3 separate regions of the Mus musculus genome follow, and regions 1 and 2 are each linked to region 3. Evidence: chromatin loops called from intact Hi-C (ENCODE). Cell type or tissue: left cerebral cortex. All regions are shown on one strand.

What was found. Peaks named below come from ENCODE experiments on the same cell type or tissue, not always from the same donor. Only the 100,000 strongest peaks of a DNase experiment are listed, where the experiment ranks them.
Region 1: it touches region 3 in a loop (3-fold over the local background); 3 of 42 quality-filtered maps call a loop at or near these places.
Region 2: a loop joins it to region 3, with 2.4 times the contacts of the local background. A loop is called at or near these places in 3 of 42 quality-filtered maps.

What each region holds. Positions count from the first base shown.
Region 1 is chr12:72,081,177-72,089,176 of GRCm38, forward strand. It overlaps L3hypdh (L-3-hydroxyproline dehydratase (trans-)), which reads right to left and starts at 4,137. Exons shown (of 5, transcript NM_026038.2): 1 at 3,473-4,137. The coding sequence starts at 3,980. Jkamp (JNK1/MAPK8-associated membrane protein) reads left to right here and starts at 4,663. Exons shown (of 7, transcript NM_024205.2): 1 at 4,663-5,007. The coding sequence starts at 5,004. In left cerebral cortex, CTCF peaks have their summits at 2,716 (motif pointing left) and 4,839; DNase peaks (open chromatin) are centred at 4,465 and 4,863; H3K4me3 peaks cover 2,697 bases; H3K27ac peaks cover 2,320 bases.
Region 2 is chr12:72,281,283-72,289,282 of GRCm38, forward strand. All of the region lies in intron 3 of Rtn1 (reticulon 1), which reads right to left. Gm52013 (a long non-coding RNA gene) reads left to right here. Exons shown (of 3, transcript XR_003950281.1): 3 at 1-2,143. Among named protein-coding and RNA genes, the nearest start is that of Gm52013, 25 kb to the left of the region's middle. In left cerebral cortex, a CTCF peak has its summit at 4,269; DNase peaks (open chromatin) are centred at 3,455, 4,325 and 5,836; H3K4me3 peaks cover 922 bases; H3K27ac peaks cover 1,561 bases.
Region 3 is chr12:72,231,256-72,239,255 of GRCm38, forward strand. All of the region lies in intron 3 of Rtn1 (reticulon 1), which reads right to left. Among named protein-coding and RNA genes, the nearest start is that of Gm52013, 25 kb to the right of the region's middle. In left cerebral cortex, no CTCF peak of the experiment used is centred here; DNase peaks (open chromatin) are centred at 3,052, 3,898, 4,541, 5,634 and 1 more place; H3K4me3 peaks cover 5,007 bases; H3K27ac peaks cover 5,974 bases.

The DNA of each region.
Region 1 (8,000 bases), 150 kb before region 3:
AAGAAGATGTAGGGTTTCCTTTTCCTCACACCTCAGCAGGACCATTCAAGTCCACTAACTTTGGTGCTGTCACAAAGGAATGCAGTGGGGAAGTACAGTATCTGTCTTAGTCAGGGTTTCTATTCCTGCACAAACATCATGACCAAGAAGCAAATTGGGGAGGAAAGGGTTTATTCGGCTTACATTTCCATACTGCTGTTTATCACCAAAGGAAGTCAGGACTGGAACTCAAGCAGGTCAGGAAGCAGGAGCTGATGCAGAGGCCATGGAGGGATGTTACTTACTGGCTTGCTCAGCCTGCTCTCTTATAGAACCAAGACTACCAGCCCAGAGATGGTCCCACCCACAAGGGGCCTTTCCCCCTTGATCACTAATTGAGAAAATGCTTTACAGTTGGATCTCATGGAGGCATTTCCTCAACTGAAGCTCCTTTCTCTGTGATAACTCCAGCTGTGTCAAGTTGACACAAAACTAGCCAGTACAGTATCTAAAGGTCTGGCTACCCTTCTCTGTTATGAACCTGAGACTAATATACAGCTGCTGCTGCTGCTGCCAGTTGTAGGGTCTCTCGAAGTGGACTCCCTTCTTATTTTTTTTTTAAAGATTTTATTTATTTATTATATGTAAGTACACTGTAGCTGTCTTCAGATCTCATTATGGGTGATTGCTGGGATTTGAATTCAGGACCTCCGGAAGAGCAGTCAGTGCTCTTAACTGCTGAGCAGTCTCACCAGGACCCCCCCCCCCCCTTTAATATGAATACATGCTGTGTGCCTAGATTGGGCAGATCTACCACAGCTATGCTACCATCTTCCACATCTTCTTCCTCCTCCTCTGCCTTCTCTGTCTCAAACCTCTTTCTTTTCTTTCTTTCTGCTTTACCTTCTCTCTCTCTCTCTGCCCAACCATCAGCTCTCCTTTATTTTACAAATTAAGGTGGGAAGCAGGTTTACAGGAACTCATCTGAGTGCTGACTCATTCCTCGTTCGCAGTCCCTCACCGGAGAACAGAATTGACATCAAATATAATTAGTCCCAGGGCTATCTATCCACAACACCCCACCAAAACCCACCAAAATAGCATGTAAATTCTTTGCAATGAGGTACACTAGGTCAATCTGTAATGTCTCCAGCACCTCATTAATGAGCATGTCTGTTTATTAAAAGATTTGGAACTATTGCTTCTCAGCCTTCTGACTAAGATCAAGTGTAAAAGATCTGAAACTAGGACAGGCGTCGTAAAAAATCAGGTTCAGTTCCTAAGAAGAGGCTTGTCGGAGTGTGCACTGATAGAGGCCTGCTTCCGGATCTTGCCTCCACCCCAACTCCACCCCCATGCCCTCCTCCTCTGCCCCGCGCTGGGAACCGCTGGGATTCAGCCGCCCTTGGCCAGGAAGGGGCCTCTGGTCATACCAGACAAGTCGCACGGGATCGGGTTTGCCTAGCAGAAATGCACAGGACCCAGCACCACCCTTCCTGCCACGCGCAGGACGAACTCCCGCTGCTGCCACTCCCGGGGCTCGAAGGAAGAAACTCGTGGACTCCCTTTAATCTACTGCTCAAGTTGCTTAGGGAGAAACTAGGTATCCAGCTGGTTAAATGGCTGGTCTTGAAAAACCAATAATAATGATAATAATTCTAACCCTGATTATCATTATTATTAAACCATAAATCATTTTTTCCCAAGTGCCATACTCTCATAGGGCATCAAATTCCTCCAAGGCCCGCCTCATCACAGGTGTTCCCTCTACTGGGGCCACCCTAAGCCTGTTCAGCTACAGTGTCATTTATGCCCAGACTGATCCAGAGTCTAATTATTCAAGGAGGATCAGGGTCAGATTTTCTAAGAATGCTTTGCATAGCTTGAAGTCTTGGGAGAAAAGCAGTGGTAACCTTATTCCTAGATTGGTTAAAGTAGCTCCCAGTTCACTTCCAGGCAAACATTAAACATTTCCATGGACAGAACTCAAGCCGGCAAGTGTGTCTGACCTGCCAGTGTGGCAAGTTCCATGCTGGAGAGCTATGAAACTCAGAGACTATAAAAAAATGAATGATTAAAAGATGTACTTTTTTTTTTTTTTTTTTTTTCCGAGACAGGGTTTCTCTTTATAGCCCTGGCTGTCCTAAAACTCAATTTGTAGACCAGGCTGTCCTCGAACTCAGAAATCCGCCTGCCTCTGCCTCCCGAGTAAAGGGATTAAAGGCGTGCAACACCCACCCCCCCCCACCCCCCCACCCCCCCGTCGTAAGTGTACATTTTTTATGGAGGGCACATTCATAGCTATCCTGGGCAAATGGACCCTGCAAGTTGCATGCTGGGTACTCTTGCTACAGGGACACCTGGGATGAGAGATAAAACAGCTGCCAGTTGATTCCTAAGAGGGATGCTCCTCTTTGTAAATGTCCCGATTATGCAGATTATCTGCTTAGTCTATACCATAGAACCCAGAAACCCCGTCCATGTTTCTGTATCTCCAGGAAACAATCCTACATATCTTGAAGTCTCTGTTTCTTGACGAATATTTTTTTTTCAGATATTTAAAAAATTCTGGGCTGGTGAGATGGCTCAGTGGGTAAGAGCACCCGACTGCTCTTCCAAAGGTCCGGAATTCAAATCCCAGCAACCACATGGTGGCTCACAACCATCTCTAACAAGATCTGACGCCCTCTTCTGGAGTGTCTGAAGACAGCTACAGTGTACTTACATATAATAAATAAATAAATCTTTAAAAAAAAAATCTACCAGTACTCAAGAAGTGGGCCAGCCTAGTCAACGTAGAAATTCCAGGGTTCCATTCCAGCCAGGGCTACACAGTGACCCCCTGTCTCAAAACAATAAAACAATGAACACTCATTAATTTAAGAAAAAAAAATTTTAACAATGTTTCATACCCTCATTACTAACCACAAAAACCTCTGAGATAAAATGAAGGTACAGACTCAGTCAAGGAGTCTGTGAACTTTGCCTAAGGTTGGATGGCTTTTGAGGGGTTGTGAACTTGTGTGTCCAGCCAAGGACTTTGTTTCTCAACAAGGACAGCAATAGCTTTGCTTACAAATTTAGTGCCTTTCAGAGTCATTTAGTTCTTACCAAGCATATTCTAAGCTATGCTCGAACTCTGGTACACACACTGTCCTTTGGTCCTTAACTTCAGTCTACTGTGAAGCGGCTATGAATCCTGACAAGCAAGGAATGAGGATCTTAAAAAAAGGAAGCGCACAATTCATCCGCATTCCACTCTAAGCTCCCCCCAGGCCTTGTGAGCATGGATCCGCTCAGCAGGACAGCAGAATTGCATCCACCAAACCTGTAAGGCAAAGACACTGAAGCGTGTTTGCAGTAATTTGGAATTACCTTTTTATTAATCGCAAGGGCAGGCAGGGTGGGTTAGTTGCGCAGATATATTCAGCCACAGAGCAGTGGTTAGATTCGCGGATTGTCTCAACCGGGTCTAGTGAGTCTCACCCTTTACCTGAGGCCAGGACAAAGGCTGGGACGCTGTGGAAGCGCACAGGGCCGCAACTGCGGCCACCTTCACACTCTACGAAGGCGGTCACCAGACCACACGGGCAGTGGATGTTGACCTGAGCCTCCCGGGCGCCTTTTGGGGGAGCGGGCACCAGTCCAAAGTCGAGCGCGAAGCGGCCCAGCGCTAGCACCGCGTGACCGCACATGGAGCTGTAGCCTTCGTTGTGCAAGAACAGGACGCCTAGGTGTGCGTCTGGCAGCTCACTGGGCACCAGGATGGCCCCGTACATGTCCCGGTGGCCGCGGGGCTCGAACACGAGCCGCCGCCGGATGTAGTCGAGGTGTTGACGCATGTAGCGACGCTTGGCCAGCAACGTGGGCCCTGCCACCTCCGGACACCCGGCGTGCACGATGCGCAGAGGCTCGCCGCCTGTGTGCATGTCCACCACCGACAGTGCTGGCGTCCTCGGGTCGTTTGGGGGCAGCCGGGTCACTGCCAGCGCCGCCTCCATTGTCTGCGTCCAGGGACTGCCGCACAGCGCGGTGGTGCTCTCTCCAAGCAGGGAGAAAGCGCCAAACCCAACGGGAGAACGCGCAGAACCGGTGGCAATCTCAGGGCCAAGCCGGCGAGCAGAGATCACCCAGCGACCAGCGTCCGGAATCTTAGACTGGGCGCGCCCGAGCTAGCAGGATTCAGAGTTAGACTCCCAACAGGGGCGAGCCTGGGCGACAGGACAGGGAGCGTGGGCAGGGATTAGAAAACTAGACCCCCCAAATGGGGGCGTGGCTCCAGAGGTTTGAACACACGGAGGGGGCGGGGCTTCGGAACTTGCTCCAGCAGCGGGGCGGGGCTCGGAGGCTGGACTGCTCGGCGGGGGCGGGGCCTCGGAGACTAGACACGCGGCAGGGGCAGGGCCTAGAAAAGGAGCCAATAAAATAGGGGCGGGGCTCCAGAGACTACTCTGCGGAGGCGGTGCCTAGAAAACTAGCCCGCACGATGGGGGCGGTCCTCGGAGACCTCAATGCAGGGTAGGAGCGAGGCCTCGGCGACTTGAATGCACGGGGTGGGCGGAGCTACGAGCTTCGTCTAGGAAACGGGGGCGGGACCTCAGGGCCCCTTCAAAGAGACACTGGAGGCGGTGGAGACCAGTTCAAGTTGGAGGCAGGGCGGGGACGAGACCTGAGTCTGGACCCGGAAAAGGTGGAGCCTCTGAGCTCAAACCCGGAAGCGAGAGAGAGAGAGAGAGAGAGAGAGAGAGAGAGAGAGAGAGAGAGAGAGGCTTCCAAGCCTAGATTAGGAAACTAGGTTTCTGGGAATCCTAGGCCTGGAAGTCCGCCGCGTGCACCCCCGACACCCCTAGCGGGGGAAGCGGTGGTGGGGCGGGACTCGGAGCCGAATGTAGCAGGGGCGGGGTTCCAGCGTGCTTGCCAGGCTAGCGGGAGGCGGAGCGGCTGAGAGCGCTGTGGCCCGGATGTTCGGGCGCTGCGTTCGGACCCGCTGATCCCCGGCTTCTCAGGGGAACCTAGTGTGGCCAATGGGTAAGTGGTCGATTAGGCTGCGGGCGTGTCTCTGTCCTTTTTTCCTATTGCTTTTCCTCGCATTGTCTTGGGCTCGCCATCGGGCCGACAGCTCTGCTGCAGCGAGCAGCCTGGCCCTTGGCTGCGCTGAGCCCAGGCACTGACTTCTCCCGGGGTTGGGATGGTCTGCTCCAGAATGGCTGGAGAAGAGCGCTTGTGCAGAATTAAAGGCTGAGTCTTTGTTGTGCTCTTCCTGTGTCCCTTCCTTCAGTCCCTTTGTTCTTGTCCAGGAAAGCATTCCTGGTGGTTGACTTCAGAATTAGAAGCAGAGTTAGAACAGGACAAGGAAGCAGAACCTAATTGCCACGAGACTTGCTTTTTCAACCTCAAATGTAATAGTTGTTTTTCAAGACAGGGTTTGTCCTTGTAGCCTTAGTCGACCTGGAACTTGCTCTGTAGACCAGGCTAACCTCGAACGCAGAGTTCCACCTGCCTCCGCCTCCATAGTGCTGGGTTGAAAGGCGTGCACTATTACACTGGACATCAAATGTAAATACATTAAGCCCTTCACAAAGGGTCTTAGACTGCTGCAGAAAAAAACAAGGACAACATTTTAGCTATAGCTCACCAATGGCTATGAAAGGTTGTACAGATTCTTCTCGTTAGGTAAATGAGCTTTGGTTTGTTGGCCTTGGTTTTGAGATCTTTTAGACGCAAAGCCCATGGAGAAGGGACTTCCTTCTCATTACAGTTCAGTTGTGTTTAAAAAAGGTGTTAAGGATTGGCTGGAGAGATGGCTCAGTGATTAAGAGCACTTGCTGCTTTTCGTGGGGTTTGATCCCCAGAACCTCCACAGCGGCTCAGGACCCTTAGTAACTGCAGTTCAGTGGCTCCTATATCCCTTTCTGACTTTCTCCTCTTTTGGCCTCTGCGGGAACTTGGCTGGTACATGGTGCACAGACATAAATGCAGGCAAAACACAAATACACATGAAAACACAATACTATAATAATAAAAGTTTGTTTTTAAGATTATAAAATAAAGAAGAATTTTTTTAAAAAAAAGATGTCAGATACTTGGTAAAGTGAAAATATCAAACATGAGACATTTCAGACTTTTTTCTGTTTTCCCTCGGCAACATAAGTCCCCCCAAAAAACAACAACAACAACAACAAAAAAAACAAAAACAAAAAACAAAACTGTTCTCCAGGAATTTGAAAGGAGAAAGGGCCTTGTAACCAGAGTCTCCACATGAAAAGTTTGAGGAAATTATTGTTCAGCAATAATAACACGTGTAAATTCACACGTAGGCCAGCATTGTTTTGGATTCATTTCATAGCAAATGGCAGATTCTTACAGAAGCCAGCCTCACTGCCATCGTCCTCTGAGTACCTTTGTGGCTTTGAGCAGCACTTTCCATAATTGGTGTAGAGGATCAGGTGTCACTGATACAGAGGAGTAATTTCTCTTCGATGAAGTCTTAGATAATTTGGAGATCCTCGGGTTTTTGTCTTAAAAGAGCTGTTTTTAATTCCCCTCATCCCTTTAAGAAATTGATTGCAAGAAATTGATTGTTCTCAAGTAATTGCTCAGAAGCTCAGTGCCAGCACTGATGGGATCTACCCTTGTCAAAAATCATAAAAACTGGGCTAATGCTTTGATATGGAGGTGAATTGATTTGTTTTAAAGACCTACCTTCTGCTCTGAAGTTCTCTTTTCAGAATGTGGACAATTCAGCATTTCTGTTATGAATAAAAAATGAGTCTGTGTGCCCAGTGTCTCTATTTGGCCAAATGAAGAATAGTGACTGTAGCTGGTCTTTGTAGTTTTACCACTCCTTATCAATAGATAGGAGAGAAAGATGCACAGGTGGGGGGGGGGGGGTGTTTAGATAATAAAGATCTCTGAATCTAATTTTTTTCTTGCTTCTTCTTTGCTTGTAGCTGGCCTTTGCTGCTTTGCAGATTCTTTTTCCCCCGACATACACTCTCTGGTCCTCCTTTCTCCCAGTTTCATCCCCTGTCACCAGATAGGAGAGAAGGAAGGATGGGGGAGGGGAATAGAGCTCCTTGAATTTCTTCTTGTTTCTTCTTTGAACATAGCCACTGACTGCACCCAAACCTCCTCAACGACCAACCACCCCTACCCTGCCTCTCAGAGCCCTACCATTACTCTCTGAAGAGTTTCCAGAATTCTAAACGTCACACAACTGCAGGAACCTTCTGCTAGAGCCCGAGGCGAATCACAGTCAGCTGCTGTGAAGCAGCCTCATATCCCATCCCCATGCCTGAGACTAAAATGAAAGCATAGTATTTTGAATTCTCACTACAAGTGGCTTTCTATCCGAGATTTTTCTTTTCTTTTCTTTCTTTTTTTTTTAAGTTTTATTTATTTATTTTATGTATGTGAGTACACTGTCTCTGTCTTCAGACACACCAGAAGAGGGCATCAGATCTCATTAAGGATGGTTGTGACCCACCATGTGGTTGCTGGGATTTGAACTCAGGACCTTCGGAAGAGCAGTCTGTGCTCTTAACCGCTGAGCCATCTTTCCAGCCCCCGTGATTTCTTTTAATTAAAATTTTAAGTTGTGTGCTTGTGTATGGTGTATGATAGGCATGGGGCTGGGGGTGTGCCTGCTACAGCCCACACATGGAGGTCAGGAGACAGCTCTCTGGAGTCCTCTTTACCATGGGCTCTAGAAGTCAAGACTCCTGAGTTAGTCAGGCGTGCTCATCAAGCGCTTTTACCAGAGCTACCTCTCTGGCCCCTATCAGGGATTTCAATAATAATAATAATAATAATAATAATAATAATAATAATAATAATAATAGTTCTTATGACCTTATAACCAATGAAACTCTAAACTCCAATCATAGGGACTGGCTTCCTAGAGCCATTGGGAAGATTCAGGGTTAGGTGTCTGGGGCTAGAACCTGCTGTGCTGGTTAGAATAGGAGACTCCAGAAGAGCAGCAAGATGCAAGTATAACTTTCTGTGCTGTCACAGTGTGA
Region 2 (8,000 bases), 50 kb after region 3:
CCGGGCTATACTCTCTGCTCAGCATTGTGTTAATTTGATTTCCTGTTTTTGAGACAGAGGCTCACTAAGTTGACAGGCTGCCCTTGAACTTGTGATCTTATCTAAGCTTCTCAAGTTTCTTGAGAAAATAGCAAAAAATTGGGAACAACCCATTACAAGCATGAGCCACCAGGCCTGGCTCACTCAAAATGTTAACTATAATAAATGAGATAAAAGACATACACCTTATCATCGCACATGTAAATACAGGCTAATGGCGCTGGATGGCACACGCATAACAAGTTTAACACATCACTGGTTTTATGTTCGTGACAGTCAGTGACACAGCTATAGATTGAGTCATGAGAAATGGCTGCCCTGTAAGAGAAGTCACAGCCTTGATGTGAGATGGATTAGCCAGTTCGAATACTTCTTAGAAAGATTTTCTGTTTGGGTGTCATATACTTCAGAGGCTGAAAAGAACTAGAGGACATGAAAAGGATAAAAAAAAAACAAAGTAATAAATACTAATTGGGCTTGGCTCAAGCCACAAAAATAGTGAAAACAGAATTCACAGACTAAGAGAAAACATCTGATTGATCCAGAATATGTAAAGAGTTCTTACAGCTCAACAACAAGAAATTAATCATTTGAAAATAGACAAACAAGAGTGAACTCTACAAAGAAGAAACACAAGCAACTGAAAAGTAAACGAGAAAATATTTAGAAAGCATTAGTCATGAGTGAAATGCAAATCAAAACCACTAAGATGAGCACTATATGTATGTGTATGTGAACATGTATGTGTACGTGTGTGTGTGTGTGTAATCTGCGAGGATGAAGAGACACTAGACTCATGACACATTGTAAAATAGCGAAGCTACCTTTTTTCTTCCAGATTTCACTTCCTGAAAATCCATAATACATGGTATTAAATAAGAAAAGATGTATAAATCAGAAGACTGAAACAAAACCTAAAAAGCCTACATTTACATTGTATTGAATCTAGTTTCCTCATGACCCAGCAGGCCCACTGCTGGGTAAAAGTACATGAAAGCATGTATCCTCACAAAAATCTTCACATGAAGGCTCATGGTACAGAGTTATTCAAAATAGAAAAAAAATGGGAACAACCCATTCAAATGACTGGGTAAAAACAATGTGTTGTATCTCCTGTATGGAGTGTTAGTCGGCTGTAAGAGTGTCATATTGACACCTGCTACAAACTGATGTTTAAGAGAAAAAATAAGATACAAATAAACACATATTATTTGACTCCTATCTGAAATATACGCATAACAGGCAACTCTGAAGAACTAGAAGGCAGATTAGTGATTTGCGGGGCCTTCAAGAGAGGAGGCAGAGGAAGAGTGAGCTACAGGGCAGAGTTTCCGTCAGGAATACTGGAAATGTTACACTGTGGTGACAGGAGCGTAAATGAAGAAATAACCCGTGGACTATGGATGTCAGAATGGTGAATTTTCTGGCTTGTGGATTGTGTCTGAATAGATCTGATATAAAACAGTCACCAGCTGTAGTCTGCTGGTCCCGGTTGGTTCGAGATTCAGTCATAGCTGCCTGTTCCTTGCTCAACCCATCTGCAGAGCGACCTGAGTGGGTTCAATGCTCTCCAAGATTGTTCTCAGGACAAAAACAAAACCTCCCTCTTTGAAAAGGTGTGTTTTCACATGGACCGTGGAGATCCAGAAGTAATTGTCAGCAGCCGGAGGATTCACGTCAACACGTCTGCTGGGACAAGAGCACGACTGAATTTTACAAAAGTGTAATAGAGCCCCAGACCTTAGCACAACTGACGTCATGATGGGCGTACCATTCAGACCATAAAACTCAACGTGTAGACAGTACCACCTGCCAAAAACAAGCGTGCAGACCTACTCCATCAGAGCCCGTAGGTCCGGGGAAGTCTCTAGGTGGACTGACCCTGCTCTTCAGCTTCTGTGGCTATGCTTCTGGCTAACTGTTCTTGCTAACTGAAGTATGTCAACTCAGGATGGCGTTTTGGTGCCTAAAGGCACACCATGAGAAAGGGACTACGCTATGATAAGAACCTCTGAACATGAATCTTCACTTTAGAATCACTGCCCCCAAGAACAGCCAGACCTCTGTCAGATTCAAAGATCTACTGAAAGATTGAAAAAAAAAACTGCAAATGCCATGCGATGTTTAATGATTTTGATGTGGGCAGATTGCTCTTTCTGTCTTTGGGAGGATGAAATGAATGAGTATACAGGGTCCATCACCAGGGGAAGGGGAAACAGAAATGCTCAGAGTTTGAAACTTGCCAACACCAAAAGGCCTGTGCTCTTGAGGCTTTAGAAGCCCTGAGTTACTAGATCCTGAACACCAGCACACATCCCCACCTCACAGACTGGTTATGCAGTGGACGGAAAGCTGGCTTCTTAGTTTTAATTCAGTGTTGCCTGTGCAGACAGTAGAGATGTGATGGATGTTGGCGGTACAATCTAACTGCCAGCCACAGAGAGGCAAGAGGACTCAAGGGCACGCCAGTGGGGCAGCCAGAGAGACATCATGCTGGCCTTGTAGTTGGGGACCAGCAACACCATGGTCGGTAGGAGAGTCTGCCTCTCTGGAAAGTTGTGCCTCCAAAAAAGCACAGTATTTGATGCCAACCATGCACACTGGGCTGGGGGTAGAAAGAAATGGCTAATCAGAAAACCAGGCCCTTATTATGAATGTTCAGTGAGATGAAGTTTGTGCAGCTTTTATTGGCCAAACAAATAGTTTTCTGGTTCTATTGAGTAATATAAGACTGAAAGAAAACACTCTCTGTAGTCAAAAGAATAGGAGTGGCCTAAATCTCCTTGGTATCTGGAGTTACTGTGTTAAAAAAACACTCCTAAGAGCATACAATAAGAGGACATGCAATGCTTTTCCCTAGTCCCCAAACTCAATTTTACTTTTGCTTTCACACAGGTTACTGCAGGCTCCTGGCTTCAGGCTGGGGAGTATGAACAATCCAATACGAATGTGCAGCTTCCTCCATCCCTCCTCTCTGCCCCACTTTGTACCTGATCCCTGATGGCCTCTATGGAGGTTAAATGTTTAATTTCAGTTATACAAAGGTCTGTTGAGTTTCTCAAGCTATGCAGTAACTCCAAATGTACCACATAACAGGGAGAAGCCAGGTAGAAAACACATTTGCACCCCACCCCCCGCAGTAGTGTGTCATCATTTCAGCATCTGAAACTGGTACTCGGGCAATTGAAGCAACAATTATTTCTGTATTTGCCACCCCACCCCCAGTAAACCAAACAAATACTGTTATTACTTTTGGACAACCTAATCTCTTCCTTTGAAGTAAAGGGGAACGGGAAGAAGAACGGGATCAATATTCCACTAATAATCCCCCGGCCCCCAGATTTTGGAAGCTGTGGATAAATAAGTACAGAAAGATATGAATACAGATACGGCTCAGCTGTTGCAGTGTAAGTCAGCAACACAGAGAGGCCGGGGTAAGTGTGGCCTTCAGTGTGCCTGGAATGTTTTGTGACATCATTTTTAGCTGCATGTCTCTACCAATGTCTGGTTTCAAGGACTGGGTCTTAGTCACCTTAGGCTCCTCAGCTCCTACCCAGGAATTCCTATGTACTTGATTCAGGAATCCATGAGAGTGTGGGTATAGACACGTCTAATAACGTAAATAAAGATGAGCCTACATGACCTGCTTACAATTCTGATTGCTTGACTCTAGAACCTCCTACCACAACTACTGATAGAAATATTAGTCTTCTCATGATGTTCAGTGTTCAGATCAACTTGACTTCAAAGCTAGTAAAAGTAGGTCAAGAGAAATGAACCAGACTGCCTATACCTCTGGACTGGACTTAACTTCACACTGCCTATCACCACCTTGCTCTGAGTTATCTGGGTTCATTTGTGTGGATACATTAATCTCCTTCATGGATGGGATGTCAGGGCAGCAGACAGTCTTCCTGTTCTCCACTCCCTCCATTCCAATGTCTTCTAAAAAGCCCAGCATATACTCTGTTCTTAATAATCGTTTATTCAGTAACTTTACTGAGGTGGCAAATGTTCACCCACTGAGAGTCAGACTGCTATTTCAGATAAAGCAAAGGGACTTAGGAACACACTGACTGCTTAGTTACATCACACGCTTGCACGTGCTTCCCGAAGCTGAAGCACAAGTCTCCGGGAAAGGTGCATGGAGAGCCAAGAGAACATGATCCTTGGACAGCAGCCCCATGCGGTGATCAGTGGAAGAGTCGGCCCCATCAGTGTGCGAGGCTTGGGCTGCGTTCTACTGAGATGTTAAAAAGAAAGGGGACTTGCCGCACGGAAGCCAGATGGGCTTGAATGCCATGGAACTTACAGCAGATGGCACTCAAATATTAAGCTAACATTTGCCTATGCTCCAAGACGAGCCGTGTGAAGCTGGTTACATGATGTCTATTTAGAAACAAGCAGCAGATAGGAAAATAAATCTGGTATCGCTAAAGCTGTCTGCTAAAAGCAAACCTAGGCATTATCACCCAATGTACTTTTTGTACAAAGGAAATGTTGATATTCCTAAGGCTGAGTTAAGTCTAACGAAAACACCCAGAACAGGGCAGCAGGAGCCCACTCTCCCCGGAACCTGTTCAAAAAACAGGCTCGGTCTGATGAAGCCGTGAAAATCTGCTTCTGTGAATCCCATGGCAACAGTGGCAGTCCTCAGACAAACACTTTACAAACCAGATTTGTTTTTCTTCTTTCTAAATACCTTTGTGTGATATTTTTGGAAAATGTTGAAATACAACCGGCATTGCGTAAGGTGTAAACACACTGTTCCAAACGCTCCAGTTTTAGATCGGGTGTTTGTTAGTTTCTCACTAACCCACGGTGGTGACTCTGCTGGTAACCCTGCAGCATCCGGCTCTCTGGGGGATGCCCCAGAAAGTCTTGTCAGCTGAAAGTCAGACTCAATAACACTTACAAAGTGCAGTGGCTATCCAGTCAGAGGAGAAGATACTCTCGAGATTTATAAGCAGCGCAATGTCACAGCATATTGGCCATCCACTTTGCCTGGGTTCTTCAAGGCTTCCTCCCAGAGAAGAGGAGTCACGGAATAGTCTCTGATTTTCTCATTAAATCAGAAGTATAAAGACTATGAAATCTTGGTCACCAAAAAGTCAAGAGCAGAGCTAATAAGAGAGTCATACAACCATGTGAACAGTGAAGAATCTCATAATGATTCTCTATGTGTAAAAACTTTCCTGGTAAAAAATGTTTGTCATAGACAAAGGAGCCCTACCTAATAACCAACTAGCACACAGAGCGTTGCCCTGATTTCTGTCATCATTTAAGACACCTTTGCTCACATGCTAATTAAAATAGATCAACTGAAAGGGGGGAATTGGAAGAGTATTAGAGAAATATGACATATTTATTTAAAGTATCAATAGTTCTGAGGTTATGCAAGAAAAATGTTTCTGGTTTTGGATATGCACATTGAAACATTTCCATGATAGCAACTTTATTTTTAAAATACTTCCCCCAAAACCAATACAACCAACATGACAGGATCCTAGTGCTAAATTCTGCCAAGTTATAAATGAAAACTCATCCTGTTATTCTAATCTGTGAGTTGAAATTTTGCTTAGAGATCATTTTTAAATATCTCAATGTATAGATTATGGAGACTCATTCCAAATCATTAGTTAGAGTCAGGTATTTGAAGAGTCAGTCTTTACCTGCTACCAAAATATATATTGTTAATGGGCAGAAGTTCCTTGTCAATGCGTCTCAAATCCTGCCCATGGGCTTTAAAAAGGTGTGACGTGGGTAAAGAAGAAACAGCAAACAGTCAAGTCCTTCCAGTAGCACGCCTCCTTCCCACCGCTGAGACAAGAAGTTCTATGTGAAGCCTATTTCCTATTTGCTACATTGCACCATCCAAAGAGTGCATAGGCAAGCTTGTTTTCCATTTAAGATAACTGAAAGGGGTTTTTATGCAGACATTTTTTTATGAATGGAGTAACATTTTATGTGACAAACTCTCAAACCGTTGCTTATCTAGTCTAAAGGAGTCACCCCATATTTGTTATTGTGAAAACATTAAATCCTGCCTCACTGTTATTCAAATGTCTCGGAAATACCCGTTTACCAGAAGGTAGCAGTCCTGAAAAACAATGCAGACAAACCTTTATGTGGGAAGCTGCCTGATCTGAGGGTGATGTGCGGAGGGCAGCAACCTGGTATATGTCACACTGGATTCAAACAAGTCATTAAAGTCCTGTCTCTAAAGTTTCTACTGCCTTTTAGCTGTCTGGCTACAGCTGATAAAAACAGAGATTAGGGCTCAGGCTAAAGGTTAAGCCCAAGAAGGCAGCTGTGCCAGGTGGGCTTCACCAGATCCTGACAAAGTGGCTAATTCATACCTCTCATTGTTTGAGGGAATATGAATGATGAGGTTATCAAAGGGCAGGCTGCTGACTGGCAGGTGTGGGGCGTGGCTACCAAGGCAGAATTACATAGGCAGAGCATCAAGCCAGCCTCAGGAACACCTGGCCAGAAGGCTCATCCACCAAGGACAGCCCCCTTGCAGTCTCACATTCTCCTGGGTCCTTAAACAACCTGCAACCTGAGCATGTAGCATTTGAGGTAGTACAGAAAACACAGCCCAATTAAAAAATGGGAGTGTAATTGCTGCAATTTGTGATGTTCCAGTTCTATCAGCCTGACTACTTCAAAAGCATCACTCAGTTCATAATCTCATTACAATTGCAGAGAGGACAAAATATCTTTATCTTTATCATAGATAAGGCTTTGGAAGTTTTGGGCCAGTAAGTGATAGATGGGGATTCACACCCAAATCTGTCTTACTCTAGAACATCTATATCATTTGTCAAATCTCTATAATCACCTCAATAACAAACTTGGTTTTTAGTAAGGTTCTTCTGTATTCAGAGTACCAAAAAAAAATTATTCAGAAAGTTTTCCATTGTATGGAGGTTATAAAACTTTAGTAGATTGGCCTGTACACAAATGTTCTCCAGGTTCAGTTCAGCAAACAAACAGTTAAACGTTGGCCCACAGCGATGCCACCTTGGCTTATCAACTCCAATCTATTACTGACCACCTCCACGGAACCTCTAAAAGCATCTTTCCCTGCCAACTCCATTGCCCTTTCCAGAGCTGATCACCCCAGGGGAGTACAGCCAAGAGGCAAAGTCCTTCACCAGTAACAGCAGGTGATCTCCACACAGAGCTCTCTTTTTAATTGCTCCATTATTCTTTAACCTTTCACTAGGTATAATAACATTTAAATGGGCTTTGTGGGAAGAGCATAAACTACAAAGCACACTGGCATTCAGTGAAAGTCCACACCAGCAACTGCACCTCCTGTCTGGAGTCATCATCTGGGATTCATCTGCTCATCAAATGTTCATTGAGAAGCCACTGACTAGGAGGCTTCATGACAGACAACAGGGATACCCCAGTGAACAGAAGGCTGATCTCAAGGGTTTAGAGATAAAAGCAGTTGAGCAGGCCGTTAGGTGGTAAGTGCTGAGGAAGCTCAAACAAGAGATCAATGCACCAGAAGCGCTGGCTTTCTGCGGGCGCTCATGTATCATGACTGGTCAGGTTGATGTGGGTTCTGGCAGGCAAACCATGTTTGAGTTCCATTTCTGTTGCTATGATCAAATAACATAGCCACCACCAATTTGGGGGGCGGGGAGGTTTGTTTGACTTATAGTTCCAGTCCATTGTTCAGGGACATCAAGGTAGGAACCCAAAACCCATAGTCAGAGAAATGGTGCTGCCCACTATGGGTGGGAGTCTACCTTCATTGAGATGAGGACCAAATTGAAGATCACAAGAACACACACAGGGTAAATTGCATTAACTTGGTGGTGGTTAACTCTAACTAGACAGATATTGGCCTATGGGCGTTATGACCAACGATTATATTTGGGGATATTTAGAGTACACTGAAAACAGTGCTCAATACGACATGATAAATTGGGTCAGTTGGCTTT
Region 3 (8,000 bases):
CAATAACTCATGAAAACCTGAGAAACAGAATAGACATGAAAACAAAGATATAGAGCAGCATTTTTTTTCAAACAATCTTATCCATTTAAAATGTTTATTTTTAAAATGGGTATTGTAGAAAGTTCATCTATGAAGCTTAAACTGAAACACAATTTCAAAGATTCTAAGTTTTTAATATTTATCATAATATTATTTATAATTTTAGGAATAGCTCATGCTGTAAAGAGATCTAAAGTTCATAATTCTTTTAGCCCCATGTTAGTTTCTCATGTCAAATCATTTTAAATTGCTCTTGAGCTGGGCGTGGCAGCACACACCTTTGATCCCAGCACTAAGGACAGGTCAATTTACGTGAGTTGGAGGCCATCTTGGTCTGAAAAGCAAGTTCCAGGACAGCCAGGGCTACACAGAGAAACCCTATCTCAGGGGTGGGGCGGAAGGAAAATATTTTTGAGACCTCCATATTTCAATTTATAAAAAGCCCCCTTTCCCCTGCATGCCTAGACTTTAGCTTCATTTTTATGATGTACATACCTGCAAGTATTTGCAGAGGCAGATAGACAAATATATTAGACAATATATAGCCAGTATCCACATTGATTAACTCTGGGTGGTAGAAACTGGGGTGATTTGTGGCTTTTATTGAAATCTTTTGACAAAAATAAAAAAATGCATAGTGTACCCGAATCTCTGTCAGAGAAGCAGAAAAAAAAAAACATTTCCATCTTAAACTCTGCCCTTCCAAAGGTCCTCTCGACAGCAATGAAGATGCTATAAAAAGAGAACACCCTGTTTTCAGTGGATCCCACTGCCTGAACAATACACATTTAAGATATTCTGTGTACCTAGAGTCTTCTGTCACTTGGGAAAGTCCCAGTGCCCCAACCGAGCAGGTTCCCATGGGATCTCATTAGAATCTGCACCAGGGAGGAGTTTGTTGTATAATGCTATGCTGTAATATTTGGCATATTCTAATGATGAGTCTAAATAAAAAGCTGTCTTTAATAAAAGGTGAGACTGTCTCCTATTTATATGTGTGCACAGGTGAGCATGCATGTGTGTACTGGTGTGGGGGCTGGAGAACAGTCTCTGGCCTCGTGCCCTAGGAGCCATCCATCTCATTTTTTGAGACAAGGTTTTTCACTGGGAACTGAGGTTCACTGAGTAGGTTAGTCTGGCTGGCCAGGAATCTCTGGGGACCCACTGTCTTTACCTCCCCAATGCTAGGGTTACAAGCTGACACGGAGCTTCTTAACATAGATTCTGGAGATCTTTCTTGCTAATTTCATGCTTCTGCAACAAGTATCTTATCGACTGGGCCATCTCTCCAGCCTTCAGATGCTGAAATTGACTACTTCTTTCAGTCTCTGTGGCTAAAATATGTGTATTTACCAGTATCATGGGATGCTTGGGTCTTTAGTAAATGTTTCAGCTAGTAACATTTAGATTAGACAATCCTAAAGCATTTCCATAGAGCACTGTAGGCCACCACAGAGTATACGCCATTTTGAAAGATAGCTAGATAACATCATTGAAAGGTTGCGTGCTGGCGGAGACAACACACACAAAGGAGTTGAGCTTTAGCACCTAAGCACATAACAGATCGCCAAGACACCACAGCACTACAGATGCTGCCCATTACAGTTTTTTGAACATGGTAGAAAGGGGAGGTGGGCAGGGGTCTTCAGAGTATAGACAGATTCCCACGGGTGGGGGTTGCTCATGAATCTTCATCTCTGTGGCACGGGACCATTTGGATTTAAGTTGTGTGGTTAAATATTAATATAAGGCAAATTACCGGTCCTCTCAGTCTTAAGCCTGGAATTCCCTGCCCAATACAGTGAGAGGAATGTCACGAAGGCTTAGGAACCAGCAGCACAGTCACTGACAAGTGGCTAATATTGAGAAGACTTTAGGACGGCCAGTCTGTGATGGTGGGGATGGGGACAATGATATAAGTGGGGTGTGGGCCTTGCATGGCTGCTGGATGTCGTTCTGTCTGTGAAGAAGGGCCTATGTGAACATATCTCAGAGAGGTGGGTGGGATCTCACCTCCTGTCACTCAGCATTCATGAGGGAGGTGAGGGGATGCCGGTCCGAGAGCCCCCTTTAACTAATGAATTTACCGCTTCTCACAGATCCTGGGCATGTTTGATTTACCTTCTTAGAGTCTCCCACCATCCAGGAGTTGAATGGAAATTTGAGAGGATACTTGGCAAAATGGAAACTTGTGAATATGAGGGCTATTCACCATCATTCAGACAACTTGTCTTTCGATAAATCACAGAGGAAAGCACGGCCTACCTCAGAGGCAGATGGCGGAACAGTAGGAAGCAGGGCTCCGGCTGTCACCAGCTGTGCACCTGACAGAAGCCTCATCTATCACCCCCGAGATGAAATGTGAAAACAAGCCCTCACACCCAGGGTTTGAGACGATCGGACCAAATTAGTAAAAGGGCCTCATAAATATTAAGACCGTTGTAAACTATAAGATTATCTCCGTTAGGACAGGGGACCTAAATCCTGTAAATTTTAGAGTTGTTTGTTTGTTTGTCTGTTTGTTTGTTTTGAGATAGGGTCTCGTGGGCTAGCCTTGTCCTCTCTGTGTGAGCCTGGCTTCCTTGAACCCCTGTTCTATAACCTAATGCTGGGATGACAGGTGTGTATGGCAATGTCTGACTTAGCCTCTTTCTGTTACCGTTGGTTTTGTGTTGTTGTTGTTTGTGATGCCGTGCTGCTCTACAGTCCAAGGTGAGCTTTGGACTATCTTCATGCTTCTATCTCTTGACTGCGGGTATTATAGGTGTGAGCTGCCACGCATTGCTGTCTTTCACTGCAATCATATATGTCGTGCGCACACACAGACAGACAGACACATACACCCTAAACCCATGCACTCTAGTTTTATAATACATTTCAGTGAAGTAATTCAGTGATGTAATTTATAGATGAAAACTGCAATGATAGAGAGGCAGCCTCAAATCCATGTGTTTCCTACCCAGGCAAAGCTTCTGTACACTTCCAGAGGGCATCTTCAGCAGTGTCTACTGACTTCTACCCATACTGGCCTCCTAGGTCACACCTATGCCATCCGTACACCGAGTTTTGCTGGCCTAAAAGTTGGGCACACTAAGAATTCATAGACACCAGTGGCTTCAACCCCAGATACGTATTAAACTCATCCAAGATCACAAGCTCTAGGGGTGGGGCCCAGCATCCTTTGTGTTTCTTAAAGCATTCTAAGTGACTCTCAGGTATAGCTGGGGATTAGAACAATTTGCTTTAAACATAGGGAACTGGAGTGAAGGTGATGTGTTTAGAATCTACTGTAGTTTTAGTCTATGATGGAAGTTCCCACAGGGGAGGACAACAAAGGAGTAATTCATTCTCGCCACCACGGCTATCTGGTGTCACTGAACTCTCTAGTTAGCTAGTGGCCAATTTTCAAGTAAATGGCATTGTTCTATTTGAGGAAAGGAAATCAATGAATCTAATGACAATCAAAGGTCACTGGGAATAAGACCCTTTGGTAACTCTGAATCAATCTCCACAGGTAGCTACATGGTTGGAAAGGAACACAATTGCCTTCAGAGGGTAAGTGATTGCGTTTTATGCTAATTCCTGATTATTAAAAAAATTCATTTCAAAATTTAAAGTAAGCCAATGCCAAACCCTTAGCACTGTGATGCTACAAATAAAACACACAAGCTGCTATCTTTCCAAGTCTGTGTCTGTTCAAAATAGAAGACACTCAGAAACAAACCCCGATCACCAGTCTTCATAGCCATCTGAACGTGGCATTCTTATGAAGGCACAGTTGTAGAGTGTGTGCATCCAACTGATGGGTCTAGGCACACGCACCCAGAAGGAGGAGATACAAAGCACTTTACAGCCACCCGCGTCTGTGCAGCCTGTGCCATTCCATGTAGCTGTCATCGTTTCCCGAAATTACACTCCGTGGCTGCGTATTTCTTATTTATTGGCATTTAAATTGATGGCCTACCTATTTACTTTTGACAGTCATGTTTCTAATAGGCCCACATGATTTAAAGTAGACTACTGTATTTTATGCCATTGACATCCAGTTCAACAAACAAGGGCCAAAGCCAAGCGTGCTTTTAATTCTGAGATTTCTGTTTTTATCTTTTCTTAAGAAAATAAAATAAAATAAAAGTCCTTCACAATCATTAAAGATGAAAAGAACATTTTTTTTTTCTGGCTAGAAGATGATGACGATGAAGAAGAGAGAAACTAAGAAAAAAAGAAAAAGATAAAAAGAGTCACCACGTAGTGCTCTTGGTCCCCAAGGATGCTGCAAACCCCTGCAGGTTCCATCAATGTGCCTTCTTCAGAACCGTATTTGTTAAATATCAAGACATTGGATCTGCCCAACCCCGGACTTTACCTCATACAATTCATTCTTGCAAATTCTCCCTTCCTCCTCCTCCTCATGCAAGGTGAGCAAGGTGAGGGATAAAACCTTAATGTAACAAAGGAGAGCCGGATGTGTGGGATATGAGGCTGAATAAAAATGGCTGAAAAGCAAGCGAGGCTGGAGGGCGGCCACACCCAGTGCTAATATGGACCGTTTCTAAACAGATCTGTTAGACCCGAGGGCAGCCGCCACGGCTTTGTTTCTCCCCTCCATTTATTTCACTGAAAGCCATTGTTAATAAATAAATGATCTAGATTATTCCAATGACAGTCACAATAACAAGACTATTTCAAAGCGAACCACCCTAATAAGTGGCTACGCCATCATAGTCTCAGGATTTAGAGAGCTGGTCTGCATTTCCAGTTTCCTTTGTGTAATCACAAATAACAAGCCTGAAATGGGTGTGTCCCTCTCTCCTAAGGATGCCCTCTCAGTTAATGGCTCTGATCTCAACCTTTGGGCAGAAATAAATGCACTGGGATGCAGAAAAAAAAATAAGGAAGCACTTTAGCTCCTCAGCTGAGAGATTAAACAAGTCCTGAATGATCAGGCCAGAAAAACTCCCGGAGGAGGCAAATGATGCATTATTTACAATACCACAATACACAAGAAAACAAAGGGGTGAATTGGGAGGGGATAAAGGCAGGGCGGAGGGAGGGGAGGGGGCAAATATCATTCGTGTCGATTTTGCAAGAACAGGTTTACTCCCCCCCGCAGAAAGCTCCTGGGTTTAAGTAAAGCATGCATGGTCCCACAGGTGAAATGATGCACAATGGCCGTGTCCAGATCGCGGTTCCGCGTGCGCCGCAGGCATGCACTACCGAAATAAAGAGAATACCCTGACTTTTCCAGTTGCTCCACACACAGTCCATCTTGGTGGAATCGGCAGTGGCCTGCATGGTGCGGGCTTGGCGGGCTCGCCGTGGCTCTCCTCCAGGCGCTGAGCTTGCACTCCGCGTCGCTGCCCGGCTGCGGCGGCGGTGGGCTCTGGTGGCCTCGCGGCTGCAGACTGAAGCGGCCCCGGGCGCGCGCGCAAGGGGCGGGCGGGCACGAGCGCCGCAGAGCGCGACAGCGAATCAGCGCGGTCCCGGAGCCGCCGGCGCGCGCGCGTGGATGCTGCTGCGGCTGCTCTATGCGACCGCGGCGGGCGCGGGCTGGGCAGCCTTGGGAGAGCTGTCCCTGGGATGGTAGAGCAGGCGACGAGGCGCGCGCACAGGCTAGGTATGGGGATGGGGGCGGAAGAACGGGAGAAGAGAGGAAGGAAAGGAACGCCCGCGTGGAGATGGCAGCTAAGGAGACCAGGGCTATTCCTAACCAGCATGGTGCATATTCTAGAAATTTCTTAGAAACATGAAACCTGTTGTCCAGGACGTGTGACGGTACAGATGCCAAGCTTACTGCATAATGCCCACTAGTCCTCACTGTTAGCTCGCCTCTGCTGTCCCCAATTCTAAAAATGTTGGTCACAGATTGCTGCCTGAGTCTCCAAAGGAGTGGCAAATCCTTTTTCTAGTTTGGAATATTCCACAGTTATCTAAAACCTTGTGAAGAAGATTGTGGCTACCATCCTGCCATTGTCCAAACTACAGTCACTGGGTGGAATCTTACTGTAATCCCAAAGGACTACAATTCTCTACTGTTTGTAGGATGAATGAATAAATATTAGAAGATGGGACTTGTAAGTTCCAGGTTGAAGCCTGTAGGTGTTGCCATGTCACATAGATGGGGTCACTGGTGATTGGCAGGGGATCAGTGTGGGGGACATTTAAGTAGAACTCATAGCAGCAAAGGGTTTCCTGTCAACACGGTTACCCTTTGGGACTGATCACAGTAGGGGAGGGGGCTGGAGATATGTATAATTTACAGATAAGGTTGATTTCTAAGAATAGCTAGCCAGAGATTTCAGGAGTCCCAGTCCAAATGTATGTGTAGAAGGAAGAGAATGCCGGGTGGTGGCTAACTGTGACACTGCATGCTTCCATAGCAAATTCTTTATCAGGATATACAAAGATCTTGGGAAAGTGGATAGGACAGAGCTAGGTTTTGATGAGGAAAGGATAAGATAGCACTGGATAGGAATGGAATGTGGGCTCTGTTTGGAATGGGGGGGGTCCATGCAGAGACAAGACAAGCATGAAGGTAGGATGCTCTGCCTTGTGGGCCACAGAACAATATCAAAGGAAGAGTTCTTAGACACCAAGGCTACCTGTCCTGTTCTGTCTTCCTGTGACACCGTCTTTTGACACTGTCATTGAGCACTTTTCTCCCCCTCCTGGAGGAGTGGAGCCATCTAGATGCCTCTGCAGTTTTCCAAGGGAGTCTAGTCAGACTCAAATTTACATTCGCATACCCTGTATTGGCAAAGGCTTAAGTTGGTTGTGCTTGTAGACACAGTTTCTTCTTCATTTTTAGGAGGAGATGGTCTTTACAATGTCATCTTTGGAATCATGCAAATTCTTCTCAGACTGCAAGGTTCCAAAGCGACCAGCTGGGCCCCTCTGTCTACCATTGTATGGTAGCATCTGAAGTCACGCCCGAGGAAGCTCAATCATTTTGGGTGAAATGGATGATTTGACATTGCTGGGCAGCTGACCTCTCCTACCAGGGATGAGTATGGGGCTTCTACAGAGCCGAGAGGGAGCACATTATGACAAAGCACTTTTCAGAGTCACCTCTAGAGGTGTAGAGGCCTTGTTCTGCATCTCCACCTTCATCCCATTTCTTTCTTCATTCCACAGCCAGTCAATACTGGGAATTCAGTCAGCGGGTTAACTGAAAAGTCTGGTAAGTGTCCATGAGTGTGCATCAGTACCAATGTCTCCTTGTCTGATGTAGACTCAGAGTGCAGAGGGCTGGACAGGAGTTGCCAGGAGTCTGTTGCTGCCCCTGCCACTCCTCAGGCTTTGGAGCCTGGGCCACTACGAGGCACTGCCAGTTCAACAATGGCCTGAGGATTCTAGGTGAAGGTGGCAGCAGGTCCTTCCCTTCAGCAGAGGGACAACAGAGAAATAGCCAAGTTCTCGGTGCTTTCTCACATTCCCAGCAGGTCTGTGTATTGCTAATCAGACCGAATAGTGTGCACTGCTAATCTCAGCAGGAACGACAAGCTCAGCACATCCCTGGAGAGAACAGCAGTCACCGGCAAGCACTTTCTCAACTAGAGGATGTGTCATGTCAGAACCCTTGGGCCGCACTTTTTTTTTTATTGACCACAAACCTGACTTAGAAATGTTGGTTTAGCTGAATGACCGCCACATTTTTCTGAATCACGCTAAGTCTGAAGACAGCAGTTTGATGGAACGTAAAAAGTAAGGTTGTCTGGTTGTTGCAGGTTAGCAAAGTAAGGCTCTGTTACTTGTGGTACAAGAAGTGAGAGGCTTCAGATCAAGACACAGGAAATAGAGAAACAGAAACAGACTTATGGGGAAGGGGATATCTCTCGACTCAGAGTCTCTGACCCACAAATTCTTTAGATCCACATGTACTGCATGTCAGCATTGGGCATCTCTGGACTCCTGAGGTACACACAAAGTTCTAGCTTTACGTATTGGCCACTATGGAGTAA